Linked DNA regions of Mus musculus: region 1 is linked to region 2. The links are chromatin loops, found by intact Hi-C in ENCODE. Cell type or tissue: gastrocnemius. All regions are shown on one strand. Each heading gives the region's core, and the rest is flanking DNA. Links, peaks and the distances in the headings are about the cores only.

Region 1 (8,334 bases), core at 46-8,045, 100 kb after region 2:
CCAGGAGGCCATTCCTTCCCAGTGGAACTCCTGTGGAGCCTCTGGGCCCTGAGCTTGCCGCTCCTGGCCCCTCCCCACAGGTGCCAGTGATCCGGAATGGTGGCTCCAACACCCTTAATTTCCAGTTTCATGACCCTGCGCCCAGGACTGTGTGCAATGGCTGCCCCCCACCCAGGAGAGATGGTTCCTTGAATCCAGGTGGGTCTGCTTGGGAAGATCTGCTCTAAGAACCTTACGCAGGGGATGGGGCAAGTTCCCTGTGCCACATGGAAAGGAACTGGATCTTTCAAGGCCATGAGAAGGTCTCCAGGGAACTGTGGGTTCAGCTTAGGGTTCTCTGTGATCCTGCAGATCTTGAGAAAGGAACCTTGAAGAGAGAACAGGCGGCTGATAACAGCCCTTCCCTCCCTCTTGACAAGGGAAGGACATGGCCCCAGGGGCCAAGAGAACTGTAACAGGGCCAGCAATTCAAATGGGACGGTGAGAATTGTTGGCTTAAGCATGGACAGGGACTGCCCAGTGTCCGGCCCCCCACCCTCCGCCACACGCACTCAGGCTTCTCATTCAACCCAAAAGGGCATTGGAGATGCAGCTTAAGAGCCTGGCTGCCATCTGGGTGGACCCTAAGGTCCCTGAGCTCCTGGGGACTCTTCCGTATAATCCAGCCCTTTGAGGAATGGCATCCTTTCCTGAGCATTCATTCCACTGAGTCAGGCATTGTGCAAAGGACCTCAGTCACTTAGCAAGGAATTATTGAACACTGGACAATCCTGGGCAGACATTTCACAAGCCTATCCCCCATTGAAACCAGCCACATCCAAGCAAATCAGGGTCCGTTATGGGCATCTTCCCAGTGAGGATCCAGTCTCAGAGATGCTCGGAGTAGATAAGGTTGCATTGGGATCCACACCCTTGACCATCTGGCCCTGAAGCATGTGTGCTATTATACTAAACTATTTAGAAACTAAATGTTCTGTGGGAAAGCTGGGGACAGAGGACACATGCCTGGGGAATGAGTTTCTGACCTCTCTGGGGGCTGTTGTCTGTATGTGCTATGTCCAGTGGCACAGACTAGAAGTCACCGTGTCTTTGCTGAAATTATTCTCCTTCTATACAAGTAGAAACCGAGGCACCACCAGGATGATAAATGAGCCTAAACGTAAACAACCAATAGGTGGCTGAGCTGGAGTCTAAATTTAAGTCTGTATCCCCCATCTGCCTAGCCCAGCCAATCCCCTACAGCCCAGAGTCAGCCTTGCCACACCCTAACTGGGATGCCCCTAGCATCTGCTTCAAGTACTCTTCCCCAGCCTTCCCTTCTGCAAACACTTAGGACTGTCCGAGGAAAACAGAATGGGTTGGGGATGAACACAGATTGCTCCAAACAAAATCCTCTTAAAATTCATTTTAAGTCATAAACAAGCAGAAGCCCGGGGTGCTGCTGCAGATGTGGTTTGTGGAGTCCACATCATCCAGTCTAATAAGGAGGATTGAAACTTTGGACCCACGGGGGTCGATGTTCAGAGGAGACAAGATCAGGTGGGGACCCCTGCCTTTCAGCTAATGACCCTACACTCCTCTCACAGACCCAGCATGGTATCAGACCTGGCCAGGCCCTGGGAGCCGGCCCTCTATGAGCCCGAAGCCACCTGCTTCCCAGCATGCCCAGAACTGGTCAGCCACATGGACCAAGGACAGCAAGCGACAGGACAAGCGCTGGGTGAAGTACGAGGGAATCGGGCCCGTGGATGAGAGCGGCATGCCCATTGCCCCCCGATCTGTGAGTCCAGGGCTGAGGGTCCCAGACAGAGGGGGCCCAGAGACCTCCCAAGCTCTATCTCTAGGAGTATAATAGGGGTGGGGCACAGAGGCCGTACCCACACCTTGTGTGTGGAGTCACATAGATGTAATATGATACAGATTTCAGAGATGGAAAGCCACCACTTTAAGGGCTGAACTTAGTAGGATACCTCTTAGTTTTGTATCCCGAGGGCCCTGCCTAGCACCCACAGACTAGCTGCCTATTTACCAGCTGAGTGAGAGGAGATTGCCATGGCTGGCAGGGAAGGATCCTGTATTCTACATTCTACAGAGGATTAGCGGGGCCCTGGCCTTCCGTGCTGGGCCAGCCATATTTCCTCATAGTCATGGACCTTTCCTGCTTTGTAAGGTCCAGATGTGGTGGATTATGTGAAATGCCCTCTCTCCCTACACTGTTACATGTGTTCATGTAGAAAAATGTAGACGCCTTAGGAATAGCCACAAGACTGCGGAGATAGCTCAGTCTGTGAACTGCTGGCCATACAAGCCTGAGTTCTTATCTCTGAAACATTACACACACACACACACACACACACACACACACACACACACACACACGCAGCTGGACATGGTAGCACATGCTTATAGCTCCAGCACAGAGGCAAGTGGATCTCTGAGTTGGAAGCCAGCCTGGTCTACGTAATGAGCTCCAGTCAGAGCTACACAGAAAAACCTTGTCTCAAAAATTAATAAATTAATTAATAGACAGTGCCTGAAGAATAGTAACTGAGGTTGACCTCTGGCCTCCATATGCATGTGCATGCACATACACATATACAAACACACACACACACCTACACCCACACAAACATGCACTCGCGCATGTGCTGTGCATGCCCATACAGATATGAAAACCACGAGGAAAATGTAAATCGGTCTCCATCTCCTGATGGAGGGTCATCATGCTCTACACTGAAGAGAGTTCTCGCATGCGCTGAATTCAGGCACAACATGCCACATGAAGTTGCTACAAAAGGAGCTGGGGAGAAGGCTCAGTAGTCAAAGTGCTTACTGCATAATTAAAGCTAGGTGCTGCAATATATGTCTACAATCCCAAAGCTGGGGTTAGGGGGTCACAGGCAGGTCCAGTGGCGTCCTGGCTAAGCAGTCTAGAGGAAACAGTGAGCTCCAGGTTCAGTGAGAGATCCTGTCTCAAAAAAAAAATAATAATCTTTTTTTTTTTTTTTTGAGGAATGGTGGTGCCTTTAATCTTAGCACTCAGGAGGCAGAGGCAGGAGGATCTCTGTGAGTTCAAGGCCAGTGCAGACTACATACTGAGTTCTAGGCCAGCCGAAGGCTATCTAGTGAAACATTGTCTCAAAAATTAAAATAGAATAAAAATAAGGGGCTGAAGAGATGGTTCAGTGGTTAGGAGTACTTGTTCCTGGAGAAGACCAGGGTTGGAACCCCAGAACCCACATGGCACCTCACAACTGTCTATAGCTCTGCTTCCAGGGACGCTAATGCTCTCTTCTGACCTCTAAGGATATAAGCAAAACATTCATACACGTTAAAAAAATTTTTTTAGAGTAAACAAATAAAAATTAATTAGGTAGAGGGCTGGTGAAAAGGCTCAAGTGAACAAAGGCAGTTACCACCATCCCTAATGACCTGAGTTTGATCCCAGAATCCATGTGGTAGCAGCAGAGGTCCTACTCCTGCAAACTGTCCTCTGGCCTCCGCATGTGTGTGTGGAATCTGTACATCCCGGTGGTGTGCAATTGACCCCTGGCCTCCACATGTCCGTCCATGCACTGGGATGTGTGCCTGCATGCACACAGGTGCACACACATGCACACACACACACATCAGCACCAGCACCAGAGAGAGTTCCCAGACCCCAGCCATCTATAGGGATGTCAAGGTGCCCGAGTTGGCTTGTCACTGGGGAGGGTGGGTGAGCAGGGAGGCCTGAGAAGGGTGGGTGAGCAGAGAGACCTGATTTTAATTTTCTGATCTCAGAGTGTTGACAGCCCCAGAGACTGGTATCGAAGAATGTTCCAGCAAATTCACCGGAAAATGCCAGGTTAGACACCCTCCCAGGGCCCAGTAGACTCCCAACTATCTGGAACCTGTGGGCGGGATAGAAGGGGGATTTCTTTGCTTATGAAATGAAATTCTTCTGACTCCTCTCTCCAAGCTCTCATGTGAGTGGTCCTGGAAACAGGCACAAACAAACAAACAAACAAGTTGGTGCCTGTAACTCCAGCACTCAGGAGGCAAAGGCAGGGGGAAACACAGACTTGAAGGCCAGCCTAGGCTACAAAGTGAGACTCTCAAAAATCTAAAAAAAGAAAGTGGGTTTGGGGGAAGAAAGAGAAGAGGAAGGGAAGGAGGCAGGGAAGGAGTTTCTCTGTTCTGTCAATGTTTGACGCCAAGAATGGCCTCCAGAATGTAGTTGAGTGGACAGCGACCAGCTGAAGTTTCCCCATGTCCTCTGGGGGCTTCCTGGGATTTCTCTGGACTTCTGGCTAGGCTGTGGCACCACCCGGAGCAGTAGTGTGAATGCAGCCAATACTGAGCTGCGTATGAGCGCTCTACAGGCCACGTGTGCATTGAATCAATGCTTGCCTATCTCTGAGGACTTCCTGTGCACTGAGCACTGTTCTAAAAAGATGCCCAATACACAGATGGCAGAAAGGGCACCCAGAAGAGGTGAGGAAGGACCCTGTGAAGACGCCCTTGAGCTTAGCCCAGAAAGGGTAGAGAGGAATGTGGCCAGCAGAGGGCGCTCCAAAAACCCAGAGGGGAAAACACAGCCAGGGAAACCCTGGATTAAGGTTAAAGGGGATTCAGGATGGGAATCATAGTCAGAAAGGTCATAGGGTCAGGTCTTGGGAGGCTTTGGGGGTTCCTAAGAGGGCTTTGACTTTTATTGGACAAGAAACCTGGAACCTCTGAGCAATTCTGAGCAGCAGAGTGAAGAGTTCTAACCAAGATGACCGGGAGGATCTCCCATACAGCTAGACACAGAAGAGATGGTGGGAACAAGGCTACCAATTCCCCTGATTGGCAAGGCTGGGGGTGGGAGTGGGTAGGAAGCCATCACGAAAGCTCTGCTCTTATCCAGTCTACACCTAGCAGTGGCCCAGTCCCGGGCAGTGGGATGGAACGGTATGGTAGTTCCAGAGACATTCCAAGTATAGCATTGGAATCTGCTGATAATGGAACATAACATGACAGAACAGCATGAGAGTGACTTTAAACCTGAGCAAGCTGAAGGATGGAGCTGCCGTTTGGCCCCCTTTTTGTCTTTCAGATCAGGTCTCATGTATTCCAGGCTGGCTTTGAACTCACCATGTAGCTGAGGCTGACAGACAGCTCTCAGTCTTCATGTCTCAGGGGTCACGGGAGTGGGCCTGGCTTTGGTGCTGACATTTGTTAGAGACAGGGAAGATGGCAGAGGAAACAGGTTTAAGAGGCATTTGGAGCCTGGCAAGGTGGCACATGACTTTAGTCCTAGCACTTGAGAAACCGAGGCAGGAGTTCAAGGTCAGCCTGATCTGCAGTGAGTTCTAAGACAGCCAGGACTAGAAAATGAGTCAACCAGAACAAAAGACAACAAGAACGAGAGGCTTTCGGTTTTCCAGGCCTGCCACACCCAAGGGAAACAGGCAGCGGAATGTCCTGGGCTAGGTCAGGGGCGAGGTCTAAAGCTGTATATGAAGTACCTGGGGTGCTCAAAAAGATGGCAGCCTCCAGTCCTAGACAGTTCCGACGTGTAGCCCTGGCAGATAGCTGTCCTTAGATAGTGGCTCCCTTCGAGACTAAGTCCCTTGTATGAAGCACCATACCCAAAGCCACGGCTCTAGGGCCCCATGGTGGTAGCTCTATTGGGAAGCTGAGGCAGGAGGATTGCCATGAGTTCTAAGCTAACCTAGGCTATGGGGTGAGGTCCTATGACTCAGTGGTCAAAGGCTTCCAAGCCTGACGACCTTCAAAAGCCACCTCGTGAAAGGAGAGGACTGACATTTGCAAGTTGTCCTCTGACCCTCACACACATGCTGTGGCACGCATGCATCCTCACACATACAGACACAAAAGGACATGAACAAACAAACAAATAAACAAACAACCCTGAAGGGGCTGCAGAGTTAAGTGGCTGCTTTTCTAGAAGACAAAGACTCAAGTCCCAGCTTCTGCATGGCAGTGTACAACTCTCTGTAACTCCCGTCCCAGCAGATCTGGCCCTCTTTTGGCCTCCATGGGGAACCAGGCACACCTGTGGTTCACAGACATACATACATATAAAATATAAAATAAGTGTAAAAGTATGACAAATTTAGGTATAAGTAGTCATATTTGCATATACCTGCAGACAGCCTCTCATAGATGTTATAGCACCCCCCAGATTACTTATATTTAATACAAAGTAAATACTGTATTAGTAGCTACATATATACACTGTACTGTCTTGTTTAGGGAATAATGACAAGAAATAGTCTGTGCACATGTGCAGTGCAGATGATTTATATTCTCAAAGTGGACCTGGTTGAACCCATGGATATAGACCCTATGGAAACAAGGCTGAATGTGTTTGAAAAGCTTTGAGACTAGCCAAGATCATACAGGGAGACGGAGACGGGGAGCCAGGGAGACGGAGAAACAGTCCTTAGGATAGAGCCATGTGGGTTCAGAGAAGCCCCACTGAGGCGAGGAATGCAGCTGAGAGACTGGAGTTCCTTTCAAAGAGAGACAAGGAGAGCCAAATAGTCTCCCTGTGGCCAGATGAGAGAAAGCAGTTTCAGAAGGAAGAGCTGTGACAAATGCTACCACTGAGTCAAGCTAGATGATCATAAGATTGTAAGAGAACTGACCATAGGCTGGGTGCAGTCACCCAGCAGCAGAGGGAGGTAAAAGCAGGCTCCTGAGAATGGTGTTTGGGTTTTAGAACCTCTTACTTGACTCCTCCTCCATCCTGAGCCCAGAAAGTCCTGAACATTGGGAGGTGTGGGAGTGGACAAAGAGTGAGATAAGACATTTGAGAAGAAGGTGCAGTTGGAGAAGGGAAGTGGGGAGAGGCTGGCATGGCCAGGACAAGCCTACAGAGGTCAGGAGAGGGTGTGTGTATTGGGGGGGGGGGGATTAAGCAGGAGAACCTAGAGGGTGTGGTTGCCGCCCATTTGGCTCTCCCAGGCCTAAAGGCTGCCAGAGGCAGGCATTTCAAGCCCTCCCAAGGGCTGCCTTCCTAATTCCTTCCCTCCCTCAGGACATTCTTCAGGCCCTGACTCAGCCCTCAGCCCCTGCTCCAGGCAGAAGGGAGGCTGGGAGCAGCTAGGCAGGCTCCTAAAGCACCCTGTCCTCACTCTGTGTTCCGTTGATGACCTAGTCCTTTCTGTTCCCTAGACCTGCAGCTGGACTGGACCTTGGAAGACCCACCCAAAGGTGAGTGAGGGGTGTAGGTTCATTGGTTGGAGTCTAGAGACGTGTGGCCTGGGTTTGGGGGCTTCCTGGGTGGTGCGATCCCATGAAAGAGTATTTTAATGGGCACCTCTGGGAACACTAAGTCCCCTGGTAGTCAATGACTAAGACTACCTTCACTGTCCAAAGAGGCCTTGTTTTGCCATCTGCTGACCAGGTTTCCCTGGGCCTCTCTTTTCTTATCTGTGAAATGGGGATATCACCTGTTCCGAAGCTGTTTTGGAGAGTTTGTATCGTAAATCTCTTGGGACAACGCCCATGTTCTATCCCAGAATCCACCTCTGTCCCTGTGAACCTGTTATCCAGGTGTTAGAATGGAGGTATCACAGCCTAAAGTAACTGCCCGACACTAGTCCTTGTCTGCCTTCATTCATCTCCAGTGGTTTCCGCACGCGCCTCTTCTGCAGAACCCAGGCATCTAGGGACCCTGCAAAGACCTGCCTCCAGGCCTGGCACAACTGAGACTTCTAGCGGGTGAGCTGTGGCCAAGACCAAATAGAGACTAGTGTCCCCTTGTGGCCAAACCAGGCACAATCTGGGAGCAGACAGGAAAGGGTCTAGAGGTGCTCAAAGGGGGCTCCACAGCAGCAGATATTCCAGCTCAAAGGATCAAAGGTAGCCAGGAACAGACTCATTCCTGTTGTGTGTCAGGAGCCAGACCCTCACAGATCCAGAGAGCATAAGTGATGTGTGCCCAGGGGATGAAAGCTGTTAAGGGCAGCTTGGACATGTGGCCCTTCCACTTTAAAAACAGAGAAAACCTATAGCATGGATGAACCCAGTTTTCTGTCAGACTGTGGCTCAGACGTGCCCTCCAGAGAGGAAAAGGAAGAAATTCCTTCCCCTGGGCTGAGTATTTAGGGGGTGCCAAGCAAGACTCTGCTACACCTTGGGGGACCTGGAACTCTGCTCTATGGTAAAGTATACCAGCTGTACTTGCCTTTATGGGATCAAATTCAGTTCACTAGCACAGCTGTCGCTGACCTGTAGCCTTTGTCATAAGTCCAAGTCAGGGTACTACCACTAATCATTCCACTTTGAGCTCCAGTGTCAGTGTCTCCATCTTGTAAGTGGGGGTGATGGGGGTGACTA
Region 2 (8,334 bases), core at 267-8,266:
CAGATCGGGTAGGACCCTGCCATTGGGGAGCCAGTGGCATTGGACATCGGGCTCTGGGCCCCCATCTGGTCCCCGGCCCGAGGACTCAGCATCCACGAAGCATCATGGAAAAGGCAGCTCTTTAAAAACTGGCACAGACTTGTCTGCCTGCATTCAGATGTCATCTGTTTCAAATGCTCTGTCCTAGGAAGAAGCTGCCCTGGGAATCTCTAGGTAGTGCCTCGAACCGTTGTCTCCCGACCCTTTCCACTGATGATTCTGGAGCTGAAACGCCACATGTAGGACACGCCTCCCTTTTCCTTCTGGCCACCCTCCTCCCTTTCTCTTGGAAGAAGCACTGAGAGATGTGGAATCTTTTACAATGTAAAAATGAAGCCAGTGGTCATGGTTTGGTTAGAAGTATCAGTGTGGCTTCCAGCTTTGGGGCCTGTGATTCTAAATGTGTGTACCCAGGATTTCAGGTCGGTCCATTTTGGCATGGGTTCTCATGTTTTTACAGAGAAGAGGGCAGAAGACAAGACTCCTGTGTTTTTCAGTCTGTTAACTGTTCTCTGAAAAGGCTGACTTTCCGATGAGTATGGCAGGCAGAGGGGCAGGGGATTGCCTGAGTGAGGAGGGGGTAGAACTAGTGATGGATGTCCTGTCTCCTTGGTGCTCGGTTTCCACCAGGATGCTGCGTGCAGGTTGCTTGCAGCATCTGGAGTCACATAATCATCCAGGCGAGCCACTGTGGGCATTCTCTGGCGTGGCAAGAGGTCTGCTAAATCAGTTGTTTTTGCCCTGATCCTCACGCCTTCCTATTGCTTTCTTTTTCTAGTTAACTTTGTAGATGCCTCACGGGGAGCACGGTCAGAGCACATTTAAAGGTTTTTGCATAGGAGGGAAACTGCACAAATCAGTCTCCCCTGGTCAAGACCTCTGCCAGTAGAACCTGACTCATAGAATCAGGACACAGTTGTTTATGCCTTTTTGTGACCAAGGTGATTGGGAATGGAGTCATTGCAGGCCAGACTTAGGACTTGCTAATTGCAGAAATAATAGTTGAATACCATGGGACTCTGGACCTTGAGGTCAATTCTTGAGGTCAGGACTGCAGACGTCATTGCTGCCAATGGGTTTTAAAGGACACCATCTAGCTACCACTTCCTCCCCGGTCCCAGACAACAAGATTGAATACTGAATTGAATCGAGTGTAAATTGCTTTCATTTGGTCCAGGAAAACAAAACAAAACAAAACCAGATGCTTGACATTTCACACCACAAGCCAGCCTCAGGCGCTGTGCAGCCCCCTCCTCAGAACTCTGGCTTCCAGGGGAGCTAATCTCCAGGTTCACTAAGTGAATTAATTTATTATTATCATATTGATACATGGATTCCTTAGCCACTTTGGAGAGCCAGTCTCTCCCGAAGCCTTTCTTAGTGGTGCCCACAGTCACAGTCCAGGAGCCATTGTTCGCATGACTTACAGTACTGAATCATTGCCAATCCCTGAGTCTTTCTGTTCTTACCACAGGAAAACTGTCCATTAAAAGCAGTGTGCATATATATATATATATATATATATATATATATATATATATATATACATATATATATATGCACTCACATGTATTCATATATATATATATATATATATATATATATATATATACACACACACACACACACACACATGTATGTGTGTGTGTGTGTGTGTGTGTGTTCATTCTTGTTCTTCTTGGGGAAACATGCTTGAAACCAGGAATCCTGAAATCCTGAGAACACAACTGGGGAAACAGAAATTTGCTCAGTTTCTCTCCCTGCTCTTGCCTCTTGCCTTTGAGACAAGGCAGCAGGAAGAGGAAAGTTCAGCAATCAAGGTACTAGATTGGATGTCAGGACCAGGTCCTGGTAGGCTTAGGGTCCAGTTTTACCAAAGAACCAGTTCCTTCAATGTTAGAAGCTAAGCTTTATGTTACCGTCATGGTTGTTGGTGTTTGAAGGCGAGTCTCATCTCTCCTGTTCTATTTCTCCTACAAATGCTTTAGGAGGTAGCAGAAATTGACACTCAAAGTGTAAGACTGAGCAGGCTGTGTGACTCGTACCTGTAATCTCAGCCCCTAGGGAGGCAGAGTCAGCAGGCTCAAGTTTTATACCAGCCTGGGCTTCATAGTGAATAGCAGGCCAGTCTGGGCTACATAGCAAGCTCCTGTGTCAGCAAGACAAAATGAAGATAAAAAACCGTAAAATTTAAGATTGTAGGTCTGAGGGTGTGGCTCAGTGGTAGCACGTTTTTTGTCCAGTGTGTATGTGACACCCTGAATGTCATTCCCAGCACCACCACAGCCCCCCCCCCAAAGGTTGAAAGATTCCACTTTACCTAGCTCATGCATTATATTTTTAACTTTAGGAGTTCCCCTAGCTCCTGTCCTTTAAATGCCCTTATGCTGGAATCGGATGGTGGCTTGGTTTGTTTAAAAGAGCTTAAAAAGAGTCTTAAACATGAGATAGACTGTCTGCCATGCACCCTTCCTGTGAACTCAAGAACTTTGAGGAAATCCTGGGGCTTCTTCAGGGCGGAGGGCTGGCATCAGTCAGACACAGGTGGGGCGTGGGAGCCAACTGATAATCCATTGCTATTGGCAACAGATTCGCCCCATGAGTTGAAAATGTGGCCGTTGACCTTCTTTTGACTTTTAAATGTTGAACTTGCTGTTTTAAGCATCTGTACATATAAGAGGCTGAAGGGGCTACGGGCTGCTTAGCGGACACTTCTCCCCTGGCCTTACTGCCCATAGCTTCTGTTCCCTGTTAACACTAGCAAGGAAAGTGCTTGTCACACAGAGGAGCCCTCAGCCAGGCCTTGGATTCTGTCATTGGAGGACCTCATTTCTGACCTCACCTTCAGTCCTCCATCCCCGCCCTCCAATACTTAGGGTCACCAGGGGGAGCACTCTCCGGTACCCTTCACCTGGGTTTTAAATGGCTTCTCTCTGTCTGGATCACCTAGGATCCAGTTTTAGTGAACCCTCTTCCAAAGAGATACAGATAAGCTGGATGATTTTTTGCATAAAGAAAGAGGATTTTACTCATAGTTCCCTTTACAGTTCCATCACAGTATTTTTTTTAAATAACTCAGGTGTTATGAGAATTAGAAAATAAAATAATTTATGTCATGTGAACTGTAAATGTTTTATTTGTAAGATTCTATAAATAAAGCTATATTCTGTAATTGGTGAGTCCCAAGTGTCGGCTTGCTTCAGCCTTAAGAGCTGGGGCATACTAGTCAGTCATCGATGGGAGGAGAGGCCCTTGGTCCTGGGCATTCCCCTATGCCCCAGTATAGGGGAATGCCAGGGCCAGAAATTGGGAGTGGGTGAGTTGGTGTGTGTGTGGGGGGGAGGGGCTTTTGGAGGGGAATCCATGAAAGGGGATAACATTTGAAATGTAAATAAAGAAAATACCTAATTTAAAAAAAAAAAAAAAAAAAAACGAGTTGGGGCATAATGAATCTTTGACACAAGGTGGCGCTCGTCTGTTGCTGATTTACAAAGGGTTGTTTGGATTTGGCTATGGGGATTTAGAAGGGACTTCCTATATCATATAACACACTTACTTTAAAATGACTCACTTTGGGCTAAGCTCAGGAACAAAGCACTTAGCCATGGATTGCGCCTTGGAAACTGTAAAGACTGTAGAGTTCTGTATTGAACTTCACCCATGTTGGTTTTTTTCTTTTCTTTTCTTTTTCTTTCTTTTTTTTTTTTTTTAACTTTATCTGCATTTATTTTTTGCTGAATTTATTCCAAGGCCATGAGTTTTTGTTTCTTCTGGGATATCTTTTTCTTCTGTGCAAGCTCCTCTTCTGGCTTTGGAACGATCTGTTCCTTCTCAGTGAGGATCATCTCAGTGTGGCAGGGGGAGCTCACGTATGGGTTAATCTGGCCATGAGCTCTGTAGGTCTGTCGGCACATCTTAGGTGCCTTGTCCACGTGTCCAGTGACTAGAGAATCTATGTCTAAACCCTAAGTTCAGCATTACTTTCTGCATTTTTTAGCATGATTCAGCATTCTTTTTTGGCTACCATCCTTGTGTCCCCAGCCCCACTGTTTTGGCCTGGGCAAATTATACCGCCAGACTTGCACACATTGCTTATTTGGTTTTTGTTGTTGTTGTTTGTTTGTTTGCGACAGGGTTTCTCTGTATAGCCCTGGCTGTCCTGTAACTCACTTTGTAGACCAGGCTGGCCTCGAACTCAGAAATCCACCTGCCTCTACCTCCCGAGGGCTGGGATTAAAGGCGTGCGCCACCACGTCTGGCCCACATTGCTGCTTTAAAGTGAGATCCTTCAGATACTTGGTGGCTTTGCAAATATGCATACCCTTGATGGCCTGGGCAGTTTCCTGGGTGTTCTTAAAGTGAACACGAAGGTTTGAACCTCTTGATTTGATGATTTTGTGGAGTTTTCTAGGTCAAGAAAGTAATGAACTATCTTCACAGGTCACCTCTGGCCACTTACAGGAAGAGAGCTTTCCTTTATTTTCTTACATGTATTGTGTGTGTGTTTGAGTGGGGATGGTCATGCATGCCACGATGTGTGTGCAGGTCAGAGGACAGCTGTCAGGGGTTGGCTCTGGGGACCAAACTCAGATCATCAGGCTCAGTGACAAACAACCTTACCCACTGAGCAATCGTGACCCCTTTTTAAAAAATAAGGAGCTTGGTTTTTGTTGTTGTTGTTGTTTTTAATAATTACTGTTAGTCATAAGATGGTGCTTACATGTGCATTGCTCTGGCTTAGCTCTTATTAGAGGGGATGCCTATAGGGACTCACGTTGATGGTCAAGACATCGTACAGTGTGAGGGGGCTAGAGATGGTCCAATAGTGTAGAGCACTTGCTCTTCCAGAGGATGCAGGTTCAATTCCCAGCACTCACGAGACAGCTCACAACTACCTGTAACTCCAGTTCCAGGGTATCTAACATCCTGCCACAGAGATAACATGTAGACGAAACACCAGTTGTACTGGCTGGTTTTGTGTGTCAACTTGACACAGGCTGGAATTATCACAAAGAAAGGACCCTCCCTTGAGGAAATGCCTCTATCAGATCCCGCTGTAAGGCATTTTCTCAATTAGTGATCAAGTGGGGAGGGCCCCTTGTGGTGGTGCCATCCCTGGGCTGGTAGTCTTGGGTTCTATAAGAAAGCAAGCTGAGCAAGCCAGGGGAAGCAAGCCAGTAAAGAACATCCCTCCATGGCCTCTGTGTTAGCTCCTGCTTCCTGACCTGCTTGAGTTCTAGTCCCGACTCTCTTTGGTGATGAACAGCAATGTGGAAAGTGTAAACTGAATAAACCCTTTCCTCCCCAATTTTTCTTGGTCTGATGTTTGTGCAGGAATAGAAGACACCAGTGTACCCAAAGTAAAAATAAATTAATTAGTTTTAAAACACATTTACATTGTGAATTGTTGAGTTACAAGAAGTATCCTGAATACCAGAGTCTGCTCATTAAAGAGTGGAACCACCTGAAATAGTATCCTGATACCCTAAGATTTCAGACAGAGCTTGTTAAGGTCTATTCTGGTCTTAACTAGGATGCAGTCAAGGACTTCTCCAAGCCCAGCCTAAGGCAAAACAGTTTTCTGATCTTAGAATAGCTCTGCAAAACAACCTATTTTGAGACAGCATCTACAAATCATATTGGTCTTCCATTGTGTGTGTGTGTTTGTGTCTGTTTTGTAGAATTTACAAGTGTATACCACTTATGTGTCCAGTACCAGAGAAAGCCAGAAGATAGCATCAGATCCCCTGGGACCCGGTTAGCAGAAGGTTATTGGCCACCAACAGTTGAGCTGGGGATCAAGCCTGGGTCTTCTGGAAGAACAACTCGTGCTATTAGCCACAGAGCCATATCTCACATTGGTCTTTTAATTTGCACCAGATCGCTCCACGTTTGCTGGTGTTGTCAAAAGGATGTTGGCCGTGGCACTGGCATCCACCTCTTCTCTCCACCCCCTCACTGCTCTCCTAGGCTTTGTGTGGTTTTCTCCTTTGCAGTAACTCATTTCCAGGACTGGCATTGTGAACTGACGTCTTCACACTAAACTTGCGGCTGGAGGCTTCAGTTGCTTTCTGATACATCAGCAGCTGCTCTGCAGAAAGAATGAATGAGGCTTAAGTGACACACCTGCGTGTCTGTGGGCTGCCAGACTTCTCCTTATGACAGACAGCACGTTCCTGAGGGATGGCTCTGCTTTCTGCTTCTCATCTGGCCCGTGTTTGTTTAGAAACACATCCTTGAATGAGGCAAAAGTCTGGCCCACACAGCACAGAAGTAAACAGGCCTTTAAGATGATTAAAACGGTCACTGCAGACATCCCTTGGTAATACTCTTAGCCAGCTAAGCCCTTGGGGTGGGATGGGGTGAAATGCATTGAAACTGGAAATGTCTTCTGAAATAATTAGGTGTCTGCTCCTCTTCTTCTCTAGTCAGTGATACTTGGATCTGATTGGAGGGAAATCTGTTCTGAGAGATTGCAAAGATACTCTATGTGGACTCAGGTCAAAACACTGGAAAAAACTAAATGCCTGCCTGTAGCATGGGATATGCATACATACTCTTGGAGACTGATAGGTAAACCTTTATCAGTCTTTACCCAGGCAACACCCATTGAAAGTGACACACACACACATTAGAATGTGTGGGTCATCGCTTCTCGGCCTTTTGGCTAAGATCAAGTGTAGAATGTGTGGGTCAGCGAGATGGCTCAGAAGGTAAAGGCCATGCCTCTGCACTTGATGACCTGATATGACTGTGGCATATCAGTGGTTCTGAGTTCAATTCCTAGCCACCACATTGGTGACTTACAACCATCTGTAATGGGATAAGATGCCTTCTTCTGGTGTGTCTGAAGAAAGCGACAGTGTACTCACATACATAAATAAGAATTTTAGAAGATTTTTATTTTTAATTATGAGTCTGGGGGTGGGGTGAGTGCAGGTGCTCTCAGAGGCCACAAGAAGGCATCAGATGCCCTGGAGCTGGAGCTAGATGCTTGTGAGCTTTTGGAAACTGAACTCAGATCCTTTCTATGAGCAGTACACCCTCTTACACTGATCTGTTTCTCCAGCCTCTAACCCCCCCCCCCAGAAAACTGAAGTCAAGGATACATATGTATGTGTGTGTGTACATGTATGTATATATGCATATATACTCACATGTGTATGTTTGTGTTTGGAAAGATAGCAGCAGTTAGGCAAGGCCCTTATCAGCCTTCAGCTAAGTATGTCAGACCATACACAGACACACACACATACACACACACACACACACACACACACGCATACCAATTGCTTTCCTAAGACTCATTTGAAAGGAAGTGAGTTAACAGACTCTTCTGGTATAATAGCAGTCTTTGACCTTGGCAGCAGGTAGTGGGTCAGGTTGGTTGTAACATCAATTAAGGAATAACTAGAAATTCTCTGGCCTGGTAATCATAAGACAAGAAGTACTTCTCCCATGAGGCTCTGGGGGTTACTTCTGTGCCTTCTGGTTTACTCATAGTTACTCTAAACACTGAGGTTTTGAACAAATAAATTAGGTCCACCCAGTCCACCTGCATTTTCACAAACTCTAAGGTCCTCTTCTCAATGGAGGCCCCCGATGAATCCTGTGCTGAGGTAATTGCAAATAAGGCATTTTCTCTTAAACTGTATATTTGTCTGTTGGAGTGTGTAGCACAGCATTACAGCACTTGGGAGGTAGAGGCAAGAGGGTCAGGAATTCAAGATGGGTCGGGGGTGGGGGTGATGTGTTTACTTATAGATGCTAATGAAAAAACAAGCCAGGCATGGTGGTGCACGCCTTTAATCCCAGCACTTGGGAGGCAGAGGCAGGCTGATTTCTGAGTTCGAGGTCAGCCTGGTCTACAAAGTGAGTTCCAGGACAGCCAGGGCTATACAGAGAAACCCTGTCTCGAAAAACCAAAAAAAAAAAAAAAAAAAAAAAAAGGAAGAAACAAATATTTTTGTTTCATTTCTTCCCAAAGTGAGAGATTCTTTCAAGTGTCCCACAACTGTCTGCTTTTTTAAAAAATTATCTCTACTCATTGTATGAAGTTGTGTATTTCATGGAGATGCTATGATACATATATATATATATAATCTGCTTTGATCATACCTGTCCTCTCCTGCTCCCTATAACTGCAGGTCCACAAGTGGACTCTTTTAAGCTGTGGTCTGATGGTGTCCTATACACAAGTCCCAAGTCACAGTGTCTAACGGAAGGCCCAGTAATACACGCTCTGGTGTTGGTTCTTGCCCCTTATTTTGAAAATGAATGAACACTGAAAGACTT

What was found. A loop is a pair of places that touch in the nucleus more often than their neighbours do. Peaks named below come from ENCODE experiments on the same cell type or tissue, not always from the same donor. Only the 100,000 strongest peaks of a DNase experiment are listed, where the experiment ranks them.
Region 1: it touches region 2 in a loop (2.4-fold over the local background); 17 of 42 quality-filtered maps call a loop at or near these places.

The regions. Positions count from the first base shown.
Region 1 is chr14:70,194,795-70,203,128 of GRCm38, reverse strand. Sorbs3 (sorbin and SH3 domain containing 3) reads left to right here. Exons shown (of 21, transcript NM_011366.3): 3 at 81-198; 4 at 1,587-1,780; 5 at 3,784-3,847; 6 at 7,168-7,206; 7 at 7,623-7,716. Among named protein-coding and RNA genes, the nearest start is that of Gm26908, 4.5 kb to the left of the region's middle. In gastrocnemius, for the core only: CTCF peaks have their summits at 4,527 (motif pointing right) and 7,767 (motif pointing left); DNase peaks (open chromatin) are centred at 4,547 and 7,738; H3K4me3 peaks cover 1,117 bases; H3K27ac peaks cover 3,337 bases.
Region 2 is chr14:70,298,344-70,306,677 of GRCm38, reverse strand. Slc39a14 (solute carrier family 39 (zinc transporter), member 14) reads left to right here. Exons shown (of 10, transcript NM_144808.4): 10 at 1-3,211. The coding sequence ends at 12. It also overlaps the pseudogene Gm4240. Among named protein-coding and RNA genes, the nearest start is that of Ppp3cc, 13 kb to the right of the region's middle. In gastrocnemius, for the core only: a CTCF peak has its summit at 3,512 (motif pointing right); no DNase peak of the experiment used is centred there.